Regions from separate parts of the Homo sapiens genome. Here region 2 is linked to region 1. Evidence: chromatin loops called from intact Hi-C (ENCODE). Cell type or tissue: Calu3. All regions are shown on one strand. Each heading gives the region's core, and the rest is flanking DNA. Links, peaks and the distances in the headings are about the cores only. Region 1 has its middle 45 kb from the start of WDR4. Region 2 has its middle 21 kb from the start of LINC01671.

The links. A loop is a pair of places that touch in the nucleus more often than their neighbours do. Peaks named below come from ENCODE experiments on the same cell type or tissue, not always from the same donor. Only the 100,000 strongest peaks of a DNase experiment are listed, where the experiment ranks them.
Region 2: a loop joins it to region 1, with 8 times the contacts of the local background. A loop is called at or near these places in 29 of 110 quality-filtered maps.

The regions. Positions count from the first base shown.
Region 1 is chr21:42,829,766-42,839,335 of GRCh38, reverse strand. No RefSeq gene overlaps it. Among named protein-coding and RNA genes, the nearest start is that of WDR4, 45 kb to the left of the region's middle. RefSeq lists an enhancer at 3,870-4,821. In Calu3, for the core only: no CTCF peak of the experiment used is centred there; DNase peaks (open chromatin) are centred at 5,715 and 8,365.
Region 2 is chr21:42,588,887-42,598,456 of GRCh38, reverse strand. No RefSeq gene overlaps it. Among named protein-coding and RNA genes, the nearest start is that of LINC01671, 21 kb to the left of the region's middle. RefSeq lists enhancers at 6,257-7,204, 4,245-7,695. In Calu3, for the core only: a CTCF peak has its summit at 5,013 (motif pointing left); a DNase peak (open chromatin) is centred at 5,026.

The DNA.
Region 1 (9,570 bases), core at 779-8,778:
GGGGACCTCCAAAGCAGGCAGGGGCTTGCTTCCATCAGATTTGGGGGAGGGCACCATTAGGGAGAAGAACACAGAGGCCTTGGGAGTGAAAACTGACCTTGGAAAGCAACAGGAACACCTTCTGCTAAGGAGCGGAATGAAAAACCCTGGAGAGCAAATTCCTGAGCAGGAGAATGGAGTGGAGGAAGCAGCCAAGGAGGATAAAGAGATGGGAACAGGAAAGAAAACCTGTAGGATGAGATGTTGCTATGTTGCTCAGGCTGGCCTCCAACTCTTGGGCTCAAGTTATCCTATCTCTGCCTCCCAAAGTTGTTTTTTGAGACAGAGTTTCACTCTTGTTGCCCAGGCTGGAGTGCAGTGGTGCAATCTTGGCTCACTGCAACCTCAGCCTCTCAGGTTCGAGATTCTCCTGCCTCAGCCTCCTGAATAGCTAGAATTACAGGTGTCCACCACGCCCGGCTATTTTTTTGAGTTTTTAGTAGAGACGGGGTTTAACCGTGTTGGACAAGCTGGTCTTGAACTCCTGACCTCAAGTGATCCGCCTGCCTCGGCCTCCCAAAGTGTTGGGATTACAGGCGTGAGCCACCGTGCCCGGCCTTCATTTTGCCTTTAAAAACCACTGCTTGGTAGGGCGTGGTGGCTCACACCTGTAATCCCAGCAGTCTGGGAGGCTGAGGCGGGTGAGGCGGGTGGATCACCTGAGGTCAGGAGTTTGAGACCAGCCTGGCCAACAGGTGAAACCCCATCTCTACTAAAAATACAAAAATCAGCTGGTCCTGGTGGTGTGTGTAGTCCCAGCTACTTGAGAGGCTGAGGCAGGAGGATCACTTGAACTTGGGAGGTGGAGGCTGCAGTGAGCCAAGATCGTGCCATTTCACTCCAGCCTGGGTGACAGAGAGGGACTCCATTTCAAAAACAAATTTGACAGGGAACAGTCACACAGTTTAGAAAGGATTATGCAAACCAGAATCAATAGTGACCTGATGAACCGGGCTTTCTGACGATTCTAAACCACGGAGGCTGAGGGGCCCAGCTAAACAATGACAGCACCTCGGGGAAGTGGGTGAGATGTGCAGCGGGCTGTGGAAGGAGGCCAGAAGGACCAGGGCCCTAGTCCAGGCTGCTGGTGATGAGAACTAAACAGGGCGCAGGGCGACGAGCAAGTGCTGTAGTCCGAGGAGCGGCCCCTGGGCGCCAGCGCCATGGGTGGAGGCCGTCCCTCCTAAGGCGCAGCCGGTGCATTTGGGACCGGGGGAGCAGATCCCGTGCCTCCCTGGACCCCGGGGTCTTGGGATCACCCGGCCGCAGAGGCAGAGGCTTCGGCTGCACAGAAACCTGGGGTGGCCGCAGGGAAGCAGCGCCCTCAGGTGACTGGAGAGTGGGTAAGAGAAGCCCCAAGAAGGACCTCGCCCATCCCCGTAGGCGTGGGACGGCACAGGCCGCCAGGACCCCCACGCACAGCCCAGTCTGCGGGGCGCGACCCCAAGGCCAGCAGCAGAGGACAAGGACGGGGCCAGGGCAGGGGCCAGGGTTGGCAGAGGGCGGAGGGTGGGGAGGGCGCTCTGGGGAGGTCAAGGCCAGGGCTAGGCTTTCAGGGCCATGTCCTGGCTCCCCGCCCCTCGGGGAGACGGGGGCGGGGAGCGCTGTGAGCAGAGGGGCCCGGGTGGAGAAGGTGCTGCCGGCCAGCGGGAGGGAGGGCAGCGGGGGTGCAGCAGAAGCCCAGGTGGGGACTTGGGGTGGTCGAGGGGACCCTTGGGCTGCAGGGACTGGGGAGGGGAGCAAGGGGTATGGCTTAGGCAGGTGCCAGGGGACGGTTGGTGCCCTTTATTCTGAAGGGGGATGTGCTGCCCAGGGCAGCGGGACCTGGAATTACATTTTGAGATTTCCAGGAAAGTTTCAGGTGGAGGCAGAGGCTGGGCGCAGAGGAAAATGTGGCAGTGGCAGAGTGTGGGGTGAGAGCCACGAAGAGAGGAGGTCACTGAGGTGGACAGTGGGACAGAGAGAGGGACGGGGAGAGGAACAGGAGTTTCAGAAACGTCCTGGACACATTGGGCAGCCGTCAGCATTGCTTTCCATTCATGGACAAAGCGTGGGTGCCCAGAAGAGGCCAGAAGCCAGTGCAGAAGCCCAGGCCTCCCTGCCATCACCCGGTGCTGGCTGAGCTGCAAATGGCTGTGCAGAGCCTCCTCCATGCCTCACCCTGGTCTGGACCGGACCACAGGGCCCTTTGGATCCTTTCCCAGGTCCCACGTCTGACCCACACCCAGAAGCAGCGCTTGGTGGAGTCTGCCCTGAAGATGCACGTCCAACAATATGCAAACACCCAAAAGGTTATAGGCTGTGCATTGTGTCACAAGGGAGCACTGTGCAGCCGTGACAGATGAGTGACAATGTAGGGTGGTTCCCACGACCCGCTGCTGAGCACGAAGCAGGTGCAGATGTGTATCTGCAGCGTGTGCTCTTCAGGTAAGGGAGATGGGGAGAGAAGCAGTTACTCGGGTGCTCTGGAGGAAGGAAAGATAAACCAGGACCTAAAGAGAGTTGTTGCCTGCAGGGGCGGATGGGAGTGGGGCAGAAAGAAGGGAACGGGAATGGAGTAGCAGGGATGGGGCGGAGCAACATTTTTCTAAGGAGACTTTCTGTGAAGCGCCCCATTCTTAGAATCACAGTGATGTTTCATAGCCCCCCAAAATAATGAAGATCAACCAGATTGTGGGAGAAATTCCAAATGGATATAAACAGTAACAAGCAAACTTCACTGTTCAAAAGGAATAACTTTACCATCCTGAATCCAGGGTGAAGGAAAGAAACGAGTAACTGTGGGCCAGGAACAGTGGCTTACGCCTGTAATTCCAGCACTTTGGGAGGCTGAGGCAGGATCACCTGAGGTAAGGAGTTCAAGACCAGCCTGGCCATCACGGTGAAACCCTGTCTCTACTAAAAATACAAAAATTAGTTGGGCATGGTGGTGCACACGCCTGTAGTCCCAGCTACTGGGGAGGCTGAGGCAGGAGGCCCAGGATGTGGAGGTTGCAGTGAGCTGAGATCACATTCAAGCCTGGGCCACAGAGCGAGACTCTATCTAAAAAGAAAAAAAAAGTAACTTTGGAAAATAGGATTTTGATGGATACCGTAAGTAAGTTTAAAGACAAAAAGAACTGGACAGAATACTGGAGATCAAGCTTGTCCAACTCGCGGCTTCTGGGCTGTGCGGCCCAGGACAGCTTTGAATGCGGCCCAACACAAATTTGTAAACTTTCGTAAGACATTATGAGATTTTTTTGCGATTTTTTTTTTTTTAACTCATCAGTCATCATTAATGTTAGTGTATTTTATGTGTGGTGCAATACAGTTGTTCAGTGTGGCCCAGGGAAGCCAAAAGCTTGGACACCCCTGCTGTAGATGGTGACTGTTTTTCACATGGGTCCAGGCCAGCAGTTCTGAAATGTATGTACACACGAGGATTGACCACACAGGTAAATCTAATCTGCATCGGACAGTGAGAGCCAGAGGGAGGCCAAGGAAAGCCCTTGGTGTTGGGTTGGCTCCAAGGTATCTGTGTAAACCCATGGTTTTTACCATGTATATATGCAGGTAGATACAGGAATAAATGCAGAAGCCTGCCTATGCTTGGGCTATTAAGTATGCATGTCTTTTCTAGGTCTTTAAGCTCAAAGGGTCTAGAAACGATGATATCCCAGCCACAGTGAGCTCACCTTGCACTCAGATCTTCGTTTTCTAGCACTATTCTCCAGCGTATGAAACTGGCAATCCTTGGAGAACTGGTTTGTTCCAGGACTGGGGCAGACGAAATCCTAGCTAAGCCTGGAGTACTTTGTAGACCCAGGAAATGAGGATGTGTTTGAAAAAGATGGGGAATTGTTGAAAGAACCCAGGGGCCAGCCTGAGGGAGATCCCAGGGGCCAAACCTGGAATGAGTCAATGGCCATAGCATTGGTTTATAACAGCATAAAATAAATGTCCCCAAATCCATACTGATATCAACAGATAACTGGATACGGCCAGGTGGCTCATGTCTGTAATCCCAGCACTTTGGGAGGTCGAGGTGGGCCACTGCACTCCAGCCTGGGCGACAAGAGCAAAACTCCTGTCTTGAAAAAAAAAATTCTTAGTAGAAGCAGGAGACTTCCAGTCATGGGCCCACTTGGACTCCTCAGCTACGATGGCTGCATTCCCAGTGTCGCCCACACCCCTGCCTCCCTGGCCGCCTCCAGCAGGGCTCTGGGTCAAGCGAGAAGAGAGGTCCACTTGTGCGAGGAAGGTCCGTCTTTCTGTCTACAGGCCTGAAGATGGACCTGGGAGAGCACGACCTCGCCACAACATCACCATCCTGATCAGAGGCGAGAGGGGACAAGGTCATAGGTGTGGAGGTGGGCAGGTGGTGTGGAGTGGAGCCTACAGAGGGGATGGGGGTGTGTCCTGGAGTGCACAGGGTGAAGGACCCCCGCCCCTACCCCACCACCTTGGGTGCTTAACCAGAAAAGTGGAACAGCAGAACACCAAAGGGTATGTGTGCACACATGCACGCACGCACACACACATACACACGCACTGCTGAAGGCCAAGACAGGCATGGACTGGTTGACCCTAGGAGGTAGGGTATAGAGGATCAGAGAGTGCCCTGCATGGGAAAGATGGGGACCAACCATTCCCAAGCACCAAAGACAGACTTGGAAAATCCCAAAGAAATACTAGAGCGCGGCCCCTGAGTAGGGCTGCTGAAGTATTTGCTTCCTCCTCGGTCAGCCCGAGCCCTGAGGCACGGCGTCCTGCCTACCCGGTCTAAGCGCAGCACTGGGAAGTATGATTGTGGGGCACAGGGCAAAGCCTGAGGGGTGATGGAAACACTCCACGTCTTGACTGGGGTGACGGTTACATGGTGTACACGTTTGACAGTACTCACCCAACAGCATCTTTTGAGATCTCTCTGTTTTGCTGTATGTAAATTACATCCCCCCTCCCCGCCCCTGCAAACACAGAAATTCAGGAAGGCAGGAAAATCAGGCAGGAGTCCTTCCCGGTCTCACTTGCCCCTGGATGTCCCCTGTGGCCCTCCCGCTATGACCTGACCACTTTCTCCCCCTCTGCTGGTTCATGCACAAACACAGCCAGGCCAAGTGACTCCGTACTTTAAAAGTCCCCACGCCATCATCTTCCTGTCCCAGGACCCAAGCCAGCCTCCCAGGCTGCCCTTTGCTGTCGCCTTAGTCCCCTCCACGCTGTGACTGTCCCTCAGTTCGTCCTGGCCTCAGTGGCCATGACACCTCTGAGGGGTGAGTGCTGCGGAATGTGTCTCCATGTTTGGCCGGACATCATTTCACAGGCTACACATTTTGGCGGGAAGTGCATGCAGTGGCGCTGTGTCCTTCCCAGGGTACCACACCAGGGGTCCACATGTCCAAGTGTCTCATGACTGGCAATGTTGACCTTGAGCACAAGGGTAAGGAGGTATCTGCCAGGTTTTCTTTTTCTTTCTCTCTCTTTTTTTTTTTTTTGAGACGGAGTTTCGCTCTGTCTCCAAGCTGGAGTGCAGTGGCGACATCTCGGCTCACTGAAACCTTTGCCTCCCAGGTTTCAGTGATTCTCCTGCCCTAGCCTCCTGAGTAGCTGGGATTACAGGCGCGTGCCACCACGCCTGGCTAACTTGTGTCAGGTGTGGCACATGCAAGCAATTCCCAGCAGCACCACAGCCTGACACGGGGAGGCAGCACCCTCGATAAGGCAATGTATACTCACAGCGACACCAGTGACTCTCTGCCCTTAGAACATGCTGAGTGATTCTGCAACCAAATTCAGAAACAGGCAAAGCCAACGTCAGGTGTCAGAAGTCAGGGTCATCCTTACTTCTTGCAGGGTGTGGGGGTTGAATACAAGAACACTTGAGGGGAGGGGTCTGCAAAGCCGCTGCGGGTGCTGTTTCCTGATGTGGCCAGGACAATGAAAAGCAAGCTGTGGTCTGTTCACACGGAGGAATGTGTGTGCACTTAGGATTCGCTCTCCCTGCCTGGCTAGCCAGTCTCCCCAGTAACAGGTAAATGCACATTTTCAGGTCAAAAAATAAAGACAGGAAGAGCTGGAAGCAGGGTTGATTGGCACGAGCCGCTTGTTCTAGAACTAGAAGCCAAGAGCACTTTGTCCTGATGCTGTGCTGGATACTGTCCCTGCAGGTCCTGAGGGACCCGCTGAGGCATCCAGAGCACATCTCGTGGCCACAGCTCCAGTGAGGGTGGCAGAGGCATCCCACAGATACTGAGTAGTCCTGCGGTTGGAGGGGGCTGGCAGATGATGGAGGGGGCTGGCAGACAGCACGTGTGAGTGTGGGGAAAAGGCATGGCAAACTTCAAAGCAGACACAGAATGACACGCAGTCCAGGAAGAAGCATTCTGCTCTGTTTCAGACTGCTGTGCAATTGAACTAAAATAAAACGATGCACCCAACCTTGGCCCACTCCCCACCCTGTACATTGACCAGACAGTCAGAGGAAGGCAGGGCAAGGACAGGTCCCTCTGATGCAGTCTGGTGGCTGCGTTTCCGTGGTGCCTCGCCACTATTCACTCGACTCTAGATGTCCTTGCCCTCAATACACGTTGATGGCTAAAAGCAGCCTAGGGCCGGACACGGTGGCTCACGCCTGTAATCCCAGCACTTTGGGAGGCCAAAGTGGGTGGATCACTTGAGGTCGGGTTCAAGACCAGCCTGGCCAGTATGGTGAAACCCCCATCTCTACTAAAAATACAAAATTTGGCCGGGCATGGTGGCACATTCCTGTAATCCCAACTACTCAGGAGGCTGAGGCAGGAGAATCACTTGAAGCTGGGTTCGGGGGGAGGGGGGAAAGCAGCTTAGAAGAATTGCAGGCCGGGCCCGGTGGCTTACACCTGGAATCCCAAAATTTGGGAGGCTAAGGCAGGTGGATTGCTTGAGGTCAGGAGTTCAAGACTAGCCTGACCAACATGGTAAAACCCTGTCTCTACTAAAAAAAAATACAATAATTAGCTGGGCGTGGTGGCGGGCGCCTGTAATCCCAGATATTTGGGAGGCTGAGACAGGAGAACCGCTCGAACCCAGCAGGCAGAGGTTGCAGTGAGCCATGCCAGCCTAGGCAATAAAGCAAGACACAGTCTCAAAAAAAAAAAAAAAAAAATGCACAAAGGAAACAACAAGTTAGCAAGGATGTGGCACAACCACTTCAGAAAACCAGAAGTTTTGGGCCAGGCACAGTGGCTCACACATGTAACCCCATCACTTTGGGAGGCTGAGGTGGGAGGAACACCTGAGTTGGAGGCTATAGTGAGCCATGATTGTGCCACTGCACTGCAGCCTGGGCAAGAGAACAAGACTGTTGTCTCAAAAAAAAAGAAAAAGACAAAATCAGCAGTTTTTAACAAGTCATAAATGCACTGATGGCCAGGCAATCCTACTCCTAGACATTTACCCAAGACGGATGAAAGCAATGTCCCTGAAAAGATTCGCACAAAAATGTTCACAGCAGTTCCATTCTCAACAGCTCCAGACTGGAAACAAACCAAATGTCCAATTTGATTTGTCCAAAAATCAAATTCCAGCACATTCATCCAAAGGAATATACACAGCATTAAAAGGAAGCAGGAGGGCCGGGTGCAGTGGCTCACGCATGTACTCCCAGCACTTTGGGAGGCCGAGGTGGGTGGATCACCTGAGGTCAGGAGTTCGAGTCCAGCCTGGCCAACATGGTGAAACCCCCCAGTCTACTAAAAATACAAAAATTAGCCAGGCATGGTGGCGCATGCCTGTAATCCCAGCTACTTGGGAGGCTGAGGCAGGAGAATCGCCTGAACCTGGGAGGCGGAGGTTGCGGTGAGTGGGGATCATGCCATTGCACTCCAGCCTGGGCAACGAGTGAAACTCCATCTCCAAAAAAAAAAAAAAAAAAACCAAGTTTAAAATTTTTGGAACTCCTGTTTAGTTTCTAAGTATTACTTCACGTTGGAAACACTGGGCTTGTCTCTCTGGCAGGCACAGCTCATACCTTACCCACTAGTGCCCTGGTTCTCATCGGGACCACAGCAGGGGGCAGTGTCAGTCATGAGAGGTGGCTCTTTTTATTCTGAAAATGGTTTCCCCTTTAAGATTTTCAGGTTTTGGGGAAAGCGATTCTGAGAACTCTGAAGGCTATTTCCACGGAAATGAGAAGAAAAATATTTTCCAAGGACCAAGTACCCACCGGCCACCGTGGGAAATGTTTTCACGGCCGCTACACTGAAGTTTCACTGCCACCTAGGGAAGTTGCTATCACTGTCACACTTCATGAGTGAGGCGCCTGGCGCTCCATGACTGCCTGTGGTCACACACAGGAAGGTGCTGGAGCCAGGGGTGGAACTGGCATTCCTCCAAAGTCAACCCCCCACTCTGGGTGCGGTGGCTGATACCTGTAATACCAGCACTTTAGGAGGCCGAGATGGGTGGATCACCTGAGGTGAGGAGTTCAAGACCAACCTGGCCAAGGTGGTGAAACCTCGTCTCTACTAAAAATACAGAAATTAGCCAGGTGGGGTAACGGGTGCTTGTAATCCCAGGTACTCAGGAGGCGGAGGTGGGAGAATCGCTTGAACCCGGGAGGGGGAGGTTGCAGTGAGCTGAGATCGCACCACTGCACTGTTGCCTGGATGACCGAGTGAGACTCTGTGTCAAAAAAACAAAACAAAACAAACTGGCTGGGCGCGGTGGCTCATGCCTGTAATCCCAGCCCTTTGGGAGACCGAGGCAGGTAGATCACCTGAGGTCAGGAGTTCAAGACCAGCCTAACCAACAAGGAGAAACGCTGCCTCTACTAAAAAATATAAAAATTAGCCAGACGTGGTGGCAGGTGCCTGTAGTCCCAGCTACTTGGGAGGCTGAGACAGGAGAATTGCTGGAACCCAGGAGGCAGAGGTTGCCATGAGCCAAGATCGCATCACCGCACTTCAGCCTGGGCGACAGAGCGAGACTCTGTCTCAAAAAAAAAAAAAAACCAAAAAACACAAAGTCAAACCTTACAATGGACTAGACTGTTGTCTCCTTGAGAGAAGACACGGCTTTCTTTGTCCTTGGCTCCCTGAACCTTGTGCGGTCCCGTCCACACAAGAGGTGCTTAATATATGTGGAAGGAATGAATGAATGTACATCGAATGAATGAATGAGCACACTTTGGATGACTTGTAGGCCCATCACATGGGTTTGGCTGCAGAGGGTGGCTGAAGCCAGTCTTTATGACTGCATTTGTTGTAACCTTCCTGTACTGTGGTGAGGGGTTAGCATTCACTCACTCATTCACTCATTGTAAGAATATCACAAAGGGTTTGTTTTTTTTCTCAACCAATTGAGTTGTCACCATGATAACCCACCACCAAATATGTTAGTGTGAACTACCTACGAACAGGGATGTTTTCCTACGTAACCACATCTAGACATAGAAATCGGGAAATCAGCACTGATGTATCATGATTATCTGATCCACAGGTCCTGTTCGAGTTTCCTCAATGGCCCCAGCGACGTCCTTTACAGCACAAGAGTCCCTTCCAGGATCCCTTG
Region 2 (9,570 bases), core at 1,103-9,102, 240 kb after region 1:
AGACAAGTCATTCACTTTTCCTACCTGTTTACTATGAAATGTGGGAGCAGAGACAATAGCAACCAGCCCCCATTCAGAGAGGGGCAGAGTGGCAAGCACATGGCAATCGTGGAGTGCGGCCAGCCGGAGATCCCAGTTCGGTAGGGGACACTCCCTGATGTGGCCCTAGCTCTCCTCCCTAGGCAGGCCCCAGTCCATGTTCTTGGTGGCAGTGACTGGCCCTTCCTTTGGTCTGTCCCCTGGGCCACCTGCGTCCCAGGCACTGGAGAGTCCCCACTTTCTCAGCCTCTCTGCCACTCCTCAAAGAATGGGAGCCCTGGGTTATTCTCAAGTTCTCAAACGATCACAAATGCAGTCTGTGAATTCACCCGCTGGGGAAAATGTATTTGTAACCCCCACATCAATACTTGGGGCACTCCGGGTCACTGGACACATACAGGGAGGGGGAAAGTTTAAGACATAGGATGTGCATGTTCCCAGCTGAGGTTGCACACAGTGACGTTCTGCCTTCTCGTTCTAGCTCATCCTGTAAACACGGGTCTTTCCATGGTCTCCTTAGTGACTTTTTTTTTTTTTTGGGTGGTTTTGCTGTCTAAGTTGGCCCAAGCATAGTGATGATGTGGTCCTAAGCACTGGGAAGCCGGGTGCCATGTGCCAGACAGAGAAAAAAGGCATCTTAGAGAAAGCTTCAATGTTAATGAGTCAACAATATTACACAGGTGTCTTTAAACAGAAACACACATAAAACAAGATCGTGTGTGGATTGATGAAAATTTAGTGACCAGAGCTCTCAGGAACCTTAACCCTGTCTTTCTCCTAGGAGCATGGTTCATTCATCTCTAAATCCGTGTTTACAGTGACTTTTTAGAACATAAACTGCTACAGATAATGATAATTGATGATTTTCTTCTAGGTTTATAGGTCCTTTGGTGTTACCATCCTCTTAAAAATGCGTTTGTTCGGCTTCTTACTGAAATTATGGAGAGAGACGATTGCAGGCCTCTCGAGGCGACAGAGCTTACATAGGAATGCCATACCCTTTGTCTGTTTTTCCCGAGCCATTGTGTCCACCTGACATGATTCACTTCGGTCCATTCAGACATTGTAATATTATCTTATATATAAAAAAAATGTATAAAAAATGTGGACAAAACCCCATATAGATGTATATACATATATGTATATGTATATATACATACATACACATATGGCTTAATATATGCATATATGTATGTATATACATATATATATATATGGGGTTTTGTCCACAGTTCCTGGCTTATAACTCCCACAGCCCTAACAAACAGAATCTCTCTCCCTGATCTTCTTCTGCCCTCTTTTCACCTGCCTTGGGCAGGTGGAACCCTAATCTGCTTGTGGGTCATAAGCCCCTCATTCCAGAGGGGGTCCTACCCCACACCCTGGAGGAGGGAATGCTGCCCAGAAAAGCCAAGAAGAATGTGGCCAGACAGCCTCGCCGGGTTTAGACCATATCCTTTTGGGCCAATCATATTTCTACATGGTTGTCAATCATGCCCACCCCATGCATCTCCATGAAAGGCCCAAGAGGAAAGGGCTCTTCAGGATGGCTGAACACTGACCACACAGAGGCTCCTGGAGGGTGGCCCCTGGGGAGGGCATGGAAGCTCTGCACCCTTTCCCCCATACTTTGCCCTATGTGTTTCTTCATCTGTATCTTTTGCAATGTCTTTTATAACAAACTGGTAAACATAAGTGTTTTCCTGAGTTGTATGAGCTGCTCCAGCAAATTAATTGAACCCAGAGATGGGGTTGTGGGAACCCTGATTTATAGCCAGTTGGTCAGAAGTTCCAGAGGCACAGGCTTGCAACTGGTGTCTGAGGTGGGAGGGGGCAGTCTTGGGGACGGAGCCCCCATCCTATGGAATACAAGCTCTCTCCAGGTAGAGTGTCAGGATGGAATTACAGGACACCCAGACGGTGTCTGCTGTAGTGCTGACTGCTTGCTTGCTGGTGGGGAGAAATCTCCACATATTTTGGGGTCACAGAAGTCTTCTGTGCTGATTGTTGTAGTTGTGTGAGAGCAGAGAAAAAAAGATTTGAGTTTTCTCTTAAGAGATGTGGTGGAAGTGGACATGAGGCCATGGCTTGATTTCCCTCTTGAAGACGTTGAGCTTTTGTGGCAGCTGTTGCTTCAGGCATCTTTCCATTTTACCATTTTGCTGTTGGTATTTGAGGAGCTTCTGTTTAGTCCTGCACGTTCCTGAATTGAACTCTCCGTTCCCTTTCATCCTGGCTTACAAACCACATAATTACTTTCTGAGTGCATCATTTCCTTATAATATCTTTCTAAAGCAATCCAAAGGCAAGCAACACCCATTACTACTAACATCGTTTCCAGGCCCCTCCTCTGGAGCTGCGATTTTGTTAGGTGTGAGGTCGGCTTCCCACAGCGTCACAGGCACAGTGCTGTAAATGAGCCACCTCTGCCCACTGAGCACCACCCCGGCCTCCCCGTGGCCGTCCTGTCACATTGGTTACCCAGTTACTGGGGGGCTACTGGGCTGGGGGACTCTGCCTCACACTGCCACGCCTGGACCAGGCTCACTGAGCAGCCGACGTGTCGGATGTTGCCAGTCCCCATGGCCAAGGGGAAATGGCTCTGCCACATGACCCATGCCCAGCCCAGAAGGTTCACGTGTCAAAATGTTGGCCAACATGGTAGGAGGCTGGGAGCGGAATTGCTGCAGGAGCCTAGAAGGGGCAAGAATTGGAAATACTTGGCAGAAAGCATTAGTGACTTTTACAGAGGACTACAGAGATGGGGCATTCTTAGAGGGGACAGGCCTGCTTGATCCATGCCCCAGGGTGAGGGAGACTGAGCCCCACAGCATGGGCCTGCAAGGTGGTCTGGAGGGCAGACACCGTCTCTCAGTCCTGCCCTGCCCCACTCCGCTGCACAGGGTGGTGTCTGGATGGTGGCAACTCTCAGCTTACGGGTTGCATGCAGCAAGCCTTGGCGTGGACGCGGTCACAGACCTGAGAGGCCGCAGCATTCCCTCCAGCACCCCGCTCCAAGGATCCCAATTCAGGCGGGAGTCCTGGATTTTGGCTCCAGCGTAGTTTGGGAGCCCTGGACGTGCTCAGCCCAGCCTGCTTCCCACGCTGAGCTTGCAAATGGCTGGGGAGGCTTTGGAAGAGAGCCGGGTCTTTCCTGCAGGGTGACAGCAGTGCCATCAACTTGCCGCCCAGTTGAAGGCCCTCCAGGAGTTCCCTATCCTGATTGAACCCACCCCAGCTCCTGTGAGTCACTGGCACTTGGGTGGTTTTCTTGCCTTTCATATAATTTGGAGGCATGTATTTCTCGTTTCCTCGGCAGTCTGGAGACATTTTTTTTTCATTTCGTACTGCAGTTTCTAAAAATAACGTTAGTGGTAACTTCAATTTCTTACTCATTTCTCTCCTCCTTCAGTAGGAGGCGAGGGGATTTAGAGTCCTGCTGCTGAGGGGATGCCAGGGGACAGAGCACCCGTGGCTTGTTCCTCTCACAAGGGTCCACCCTCCTGCCTCATCCCGGTGGCATGTGTGTGATCACCTGGGGACAGTCCAGGCAGGGCTCGTTCCCTCCTGCAATGCCACCAGGCACAACCAGCATCCCCAGAGGGCTCTGATAGGACCCTGATCCTGAGGGCTGCGCTGTGCCAAGTCACGTGGCCTGTCGGGTCGTCAGTGGCTTCGTTCGTCTGGAAAGTGGAGAACCCTGGTGATCTTCATCCATAGAACAGGAGGCTGGACAAATGGCTGTGTAACACGGCAGCATTGTTTGGGTGCAATGGTATGATCCAATAATTTGCTTAAAAATACGTAATAAGGCTGGGCATGGTGGCTCACGCCTGTAATCCCAGCACTTCGGGAGGCTGAGGCAGGCAGATTACTTGAGTCCAGGAGTTTGAGACCAGCCTGGCCAACATTGTGAAGCCAACATCATGAAACCCCATCTCTACAAAAATACAAAAATTAGCCAGACATGGCGGTGTGAGCCTGTAGTCCCAGCTGCTCGGGAGGCTGAGGCAGGAGAATCGCTTGAACCTGGGAGGCAGAGGTTGCAGTGAGCCGAGATGGCGCCACTGCACTCCAGCCTGGGTAACAGAGTGAGACACCAGCTCAAAAAAAAAAAAAAAAAAAAAAAAGCAAACCATATGAGATAAAATGAAGGCTTACATGGTAGATTTGAAGCAGGAAAGGCAGGCTGTTGACAACTGTCAAGGCTGAGGGATGGGATATGGTGCATATTAAGCTGTCTATTTTTATGTACCCATGAGAATTCCCATAGTAAGAAAATGTGAAAAGAAAATCATAAAACGAAATCACAAGCAAGGCTGGTTTGTTGCAGCCTTTTTTGGGTTGGATTTGGGTGAGTCTAGGCTTCCCAGCAAGCTCGAGGAAAGGACAAAGGTCGGGCTTGTGGCCTGGGTCCCGGCCCTGAGCGTGGAGTCGAGTGAGGCTTGGCTCCCACCCCTGAGCCGTGGACCTGGTACCTGGGTCCTGACCCTGGTCAGCCACAGCATGGCTTTGGGAGCTGAAGCAGGTCACCCTGTGAGGCTGTTTCTCCACTTTTTACTAAAAGGCGGGGACAGCGAGGCCTCAGAAGGAGCCCTGGGAGGAGGGGGTGGCGGATGGGTGGGGAGTGGGTGCCCCACGAATATCCTCTTGCCCCCATCCTCCCTCCTCGGCCAGCCCCTGTCCCCGGAGCCCCCACTCCTGCCCTCCCCTTCTATCCTAAAGCCCAGGCTGGCTCTGGATACATTTGATTTCTGATTTGTCATTAAATGTGACAAGCGAAGCCAGAGGACCCTCTGACACCCAGGACTGAGTGCAGCCCCAGGAGGGGCTTGCCGGGGTGTGGTGGAGGGGGCAGTGTGGCCCAGCTGGGGCGGGGGTGGGGCCAGGGCCGGGGTCTCCCGATCTCTGGATATTTGAGCTGCGGACCGGACAGGATACGCTCCTCCACGGGGAGGGCCTCAGTGAGCCGGGGCTGGGGGGCCCTCTTGTGGCAACAGAGGGCCTGGGTTCTAGGTAACAAAGCAAAATCAAAATCTGGGAGCGGCCTTTCGGGAGCCCAGGCAGACGCAGCTCACCGGTCCCCTGAGGCCACCAGCCCAGCAGGCTGCAGGGAGCCTGGATCTGCAGGCGGTGGCCGAGGCCATGGTACAGCCCACCCAGCGTTCACCCTGCGGTCCGTGGCGATGGCCGAGGTCCTGGAGTACTGATGAGAGGTGCCCTCCCAGGTGCCAAAAGGAGCTTCTGCAGACACAGTTCCGCGTGCAGGGCTCCCGGCAATCGAAGTGCAGGGCCGGCCTGGGCCAGAGCACAGGTGAGTGCAGACATAGGCTGCCTTTACAAAAGGCACAGAGCCGTGGCCGGAACCCCTGGGTCTGGTCTCCACGGCTGCTTTTGGGGCCTTAGTTTCCTTATCTGTCACATGGCCTCTGAAGCTGCTGTCAGCTCTAAATTGTGATTATTGGACCAAAGTTGAACCTGTTACTCTTCTCTGAGAAGTGGCTTTCCCTCTGGTCCTCCCATTTCTGACTCTTCTCACTTACTGCAATTTTCCAACGGCACCTCCCTCCAACCCCTTCAGTCCCCATTGTGAGAGTCACGTCCTAGGGCTCATCATTGGCCATGCCCGCCGGTCTCCAGAACCTCCGCTCCCAGGACCTCACCCACCTCCCATCTGTCCAGATCAGCCCCCAGCAAGCTTTCCGGCCACTGGGACCACTCATTCCCCACTCGCTCCATCATCCACCTCTTCACCAGCCTGAGACCAGGCTTGGGTTTCCTGGGGCACCAGCCTCGCCTCTCCTTTCACGCTCCTGTCCCTTGTCCCTCCAGCCTTAGTGGTATGGAAAACCCTGATCCTGGTGAAATTGGTGAAATCAGTGACCCTCTGTGGCCTGTGCTCCTGAACTTCCTTCCTGGACCTCCTCTAGGGTCTGGAATGGCCTTTCCTTAGATCTGCAGGGTTCATTCCATCACACCCTTATCCCATCCTCGAAGACGACCGTCAATACACAATCATACACCCCCCGCTCCTGCCCCAGACTGTTTACTGTTCCTTTGTTAGTCGTCTATTGCTTCCCCTAGACTCGACTCCATGGGGCCGATTTGGCTCTCCCGGTTTATTACCGTATCCCTGCGCTTATTCTCAGGGCTTGGCAATACGAGTGTGCTGAATGAATGAACAAGCAAATGAATGCTGCTCTTCTACCATCAGGTTTGGAATCATGGCTCTGGATTTGGGTAAATTTTACAACACCAGGCACCCAAGAGGTGTCTTCATGGGGCTGGCTGCAGAGTGGGCCGTTCTGAAGGCAGAGCTTCTAGAGCTGGTGACCTTGCTGTCCCTAAGGCTGTGGTAGGATGCGGGGCTCACACAGAGTGGCTGCAGCAACTCTTGGGAAAATGTGTTAAAAATACAACTGTCCCAGGAAGAAACAGCCTTGGAATAGAGTGTTTACATTCTTTTTGGTACTCGCCTTGACTTTTAAAATGAACTTAATTACTTCTGATTTTAAAGATAAGGCAGGTCCCTGTAAAACAGGTAGACAATGCAGAAAGACGATGCATCCTCCAGGTTCAGCCAGAGGAACAGAACCAGTTGGAGATCACACGCACACGTGCACACACACGCACACACACATGCACACACATGCATGCACACACACGCACACGTGCACACACATGCACGCACACACACGCACACACACGCACACGTGCACACACATGCACACACATGCACATGTGCATGCACACATGGATGCACACACGGACACATGCATGCATACACACATGCACACTCATGCACGGACACACACATGGACACACACATGCACACACACACACATGCACATGTGCACACACAGATTCACTTCAAGGAACTGGCTTATGTAACTGTGGGGGCTGGCTAGGCAAGTCTGAAATCCAGGGCAGGTGTCAGGCTGGAAACTCTCAGGCCAGAGCTGAGGCTGAGTCCACGGGTGGGATTTCTCCTTCCTCGGGGAAGCCTCAGTTTTGCTCTCAAACCCTTCAACTGACTGAACCAGGCCCACCCAAGTTATGGAGGATAAATCTCCTTTAGTTAAAGTTGATGGATTGGCGATGTTAAGCACATTTATAAAATGCCTTCACGACAACATCCTAAGTAGTGTTCACTTGAATAACTGGGTCCTAAGGCCTGGTCAAGAGGGCGCAGAAAACTAACCCTCACAGACATGAACGGAGCTCAGAAGGTACTGACACAAATTAGTTAGAAAGAGACAAACGGCCCAGTAGGACAGTGGGCAAAGGCTGTAAAGAGGAGAGGCGCGGCTGAGGGGATCCACATGGCCCACCAGGTAAAGTCAGTTAAAACCCCCGGGGCCAGAATGCCGTTTCCTCATAAGGGCTGTTTCCGGAGTGCTGGTGACATTTGATTTCCTGCCCGGGAGAGCGCTTGCATGGGTGTGCAGTCACAGCTAGTTATTAAACTGTGCGTAAAGGCTCTCGGGGCCCTGGGGGCAGGCTCTGGGTTCTCAGTAAGCGAGTAGGGGGACCACAAGCTGGCACTGGATCCTCGGGGTCTGACCACAACAGGCTGTGGGGGCGTCCTGCAGCCTCATCCTCCTGAGCAGGATTCCTGCCTCTCAGGTGTCCACCAAAGTACCCTGCGCTTGTGACACGGCGCCCTCAGGTCACACTGGTGATTGCTGCTGCTGCCCCAACCCGCTAGCCAGGCCAGAGACACCTTTGGCAAGGCACGGCTGGGCCAGGATAATCGGCAAGTTTCAGGCCATAAGCTTATTTTGCCCAAAAGCAGTCAAATTAGTCTAAGGCAGTCCCTCTGAATTCCAGGGAATCCCTGCACACTCTCACACACGTGTGAATGCCTCAGAGCCCTCGGGGAGCCATTTGGTGCTATCAGGAAGTCATCAATAAAATACCTGAAGAGAAGACAAGGAGAAAGGATGACTAGGCCAAAGCTAGTGAGGCCTCTGGATTGAAAAGGCAAGAGGAAAACGCAGGCATAGATATAAACAGGGTGGCAGGCCCAGTGCAGGTAAGGGGAAACGCATGCGTGGATGTAAACGGGGCGGCAGGCCCGGTGCAGGTAAGGGGAAACGCCTGCGTGGATATAAACGGGGCGGGAGGCTCGGTGCAGGTAAGGGGAAACGCCTGCGTGGATATAAACGGGAATGGAGGCTCGGTGCAGGTAAGGGGAAACGCCTGCGTGGATATAAACGGGAATGGAGGCTCGGTGCAGGTAAGGGGAAACGCCTGCGTGGATATAAACGGGAATGGAGGCTCGGTGCAGGTAAGGGGAAACGCCTGCGTGGATGTAAACGGGGCGGGAGGCTCGGTGCAGGTAAGGGGAAACGCCTGCGTGGATATAAACGGGAATGGAGGCTCGGTGCAGGTAAGGGGAAACGCCTGCGTGGATGTAAACGGGGCGGGAGGCTCGGTGCAGGTAAGGGGAAACGCCTGCGTGGATATAAACGGGAATGGAGGCTCGGTGCAGGTAAGGGGAAACGCCTGCGTGGATGTAAACGGGGCGGGAGGCTCGGTGCAGGTAAGGGGAAACGCCTGCGTGGATATAAACGGGAATGGAGGCTCGGTGCAGGTAAGGGGAAACGCCTGCGTGGATATAAACGGGAATGGAGGCTCGGTGCAGGTAAGGGGAAACGCCTGCGTGGATATAAACGGGAATGGAGGCTCGGTGCAGGTAAGGGGAAACGCCTGCGTGGATGTAAACGGGGCGGGAGGCTCGGTGCAGGTAAGGGGAAACGCCTGCGTGGATATAAACGGGAATGGAGGCTCGGTGCAGGTAAGGGGAAACGCCTGCGTGGATGTAAACGGGGCGGGAGGCTCGGTGCAGGTAAGGGGAAACGCCTGCGTGGATATAAACGGGAATGGAGGCTCGGTGCAGGTAAGGGGAAACGCCTGCGTGGATGTAAACGGGGCGGGAGGCTCGGTGCAGGTAAGGGGAAACGCCTGCGTGGATATAAACGGGAATGGAGGCTCGGTGCAGGTAAGGGGAAACGCCTGCGTGGATATAAACGGGAATGGAGGCTCGGTGCAGGTAAGGGGAAACGCCTGCGTGGATGTAAACGGGGCGGCAGGCCCGGTGCAGGTAAGGGGAAACGCCTGCGTGGATATAAACGGGAATGGAGGCTCGGTGCAGGTAAGGGGAAACGCCTGCGTGGATGTAAACGGGGCGGGAGGCTCGGTGCAGGTAAGGGGAAACGCCTGCGTGGATATAAACGGGAATGGAGGCTCGGTGCAGGTAAGGGGAAACGCCTGCGTGGATGTAAACGGGGCGGGAGGCTCGGTGCAGGTAAGGGGAAACGCCTGCGTGGATATAAACGGGAATGGAGGCTCGGTGCAGGTAAGGGGAAACGCCTGCGTGGATATAAACGGGAATGGAGGCTCGGTGCAGGTAAGGGGAAACGCCTGCGTGGATGTAAACGGGGCGGCAGGCTCGGTGCAGGTAAGGGGCAACGCCTGCGTGGATGTAAACGGGGCGGCAGGCTCGGTGCAGGTAAGGGGAAACGCCTG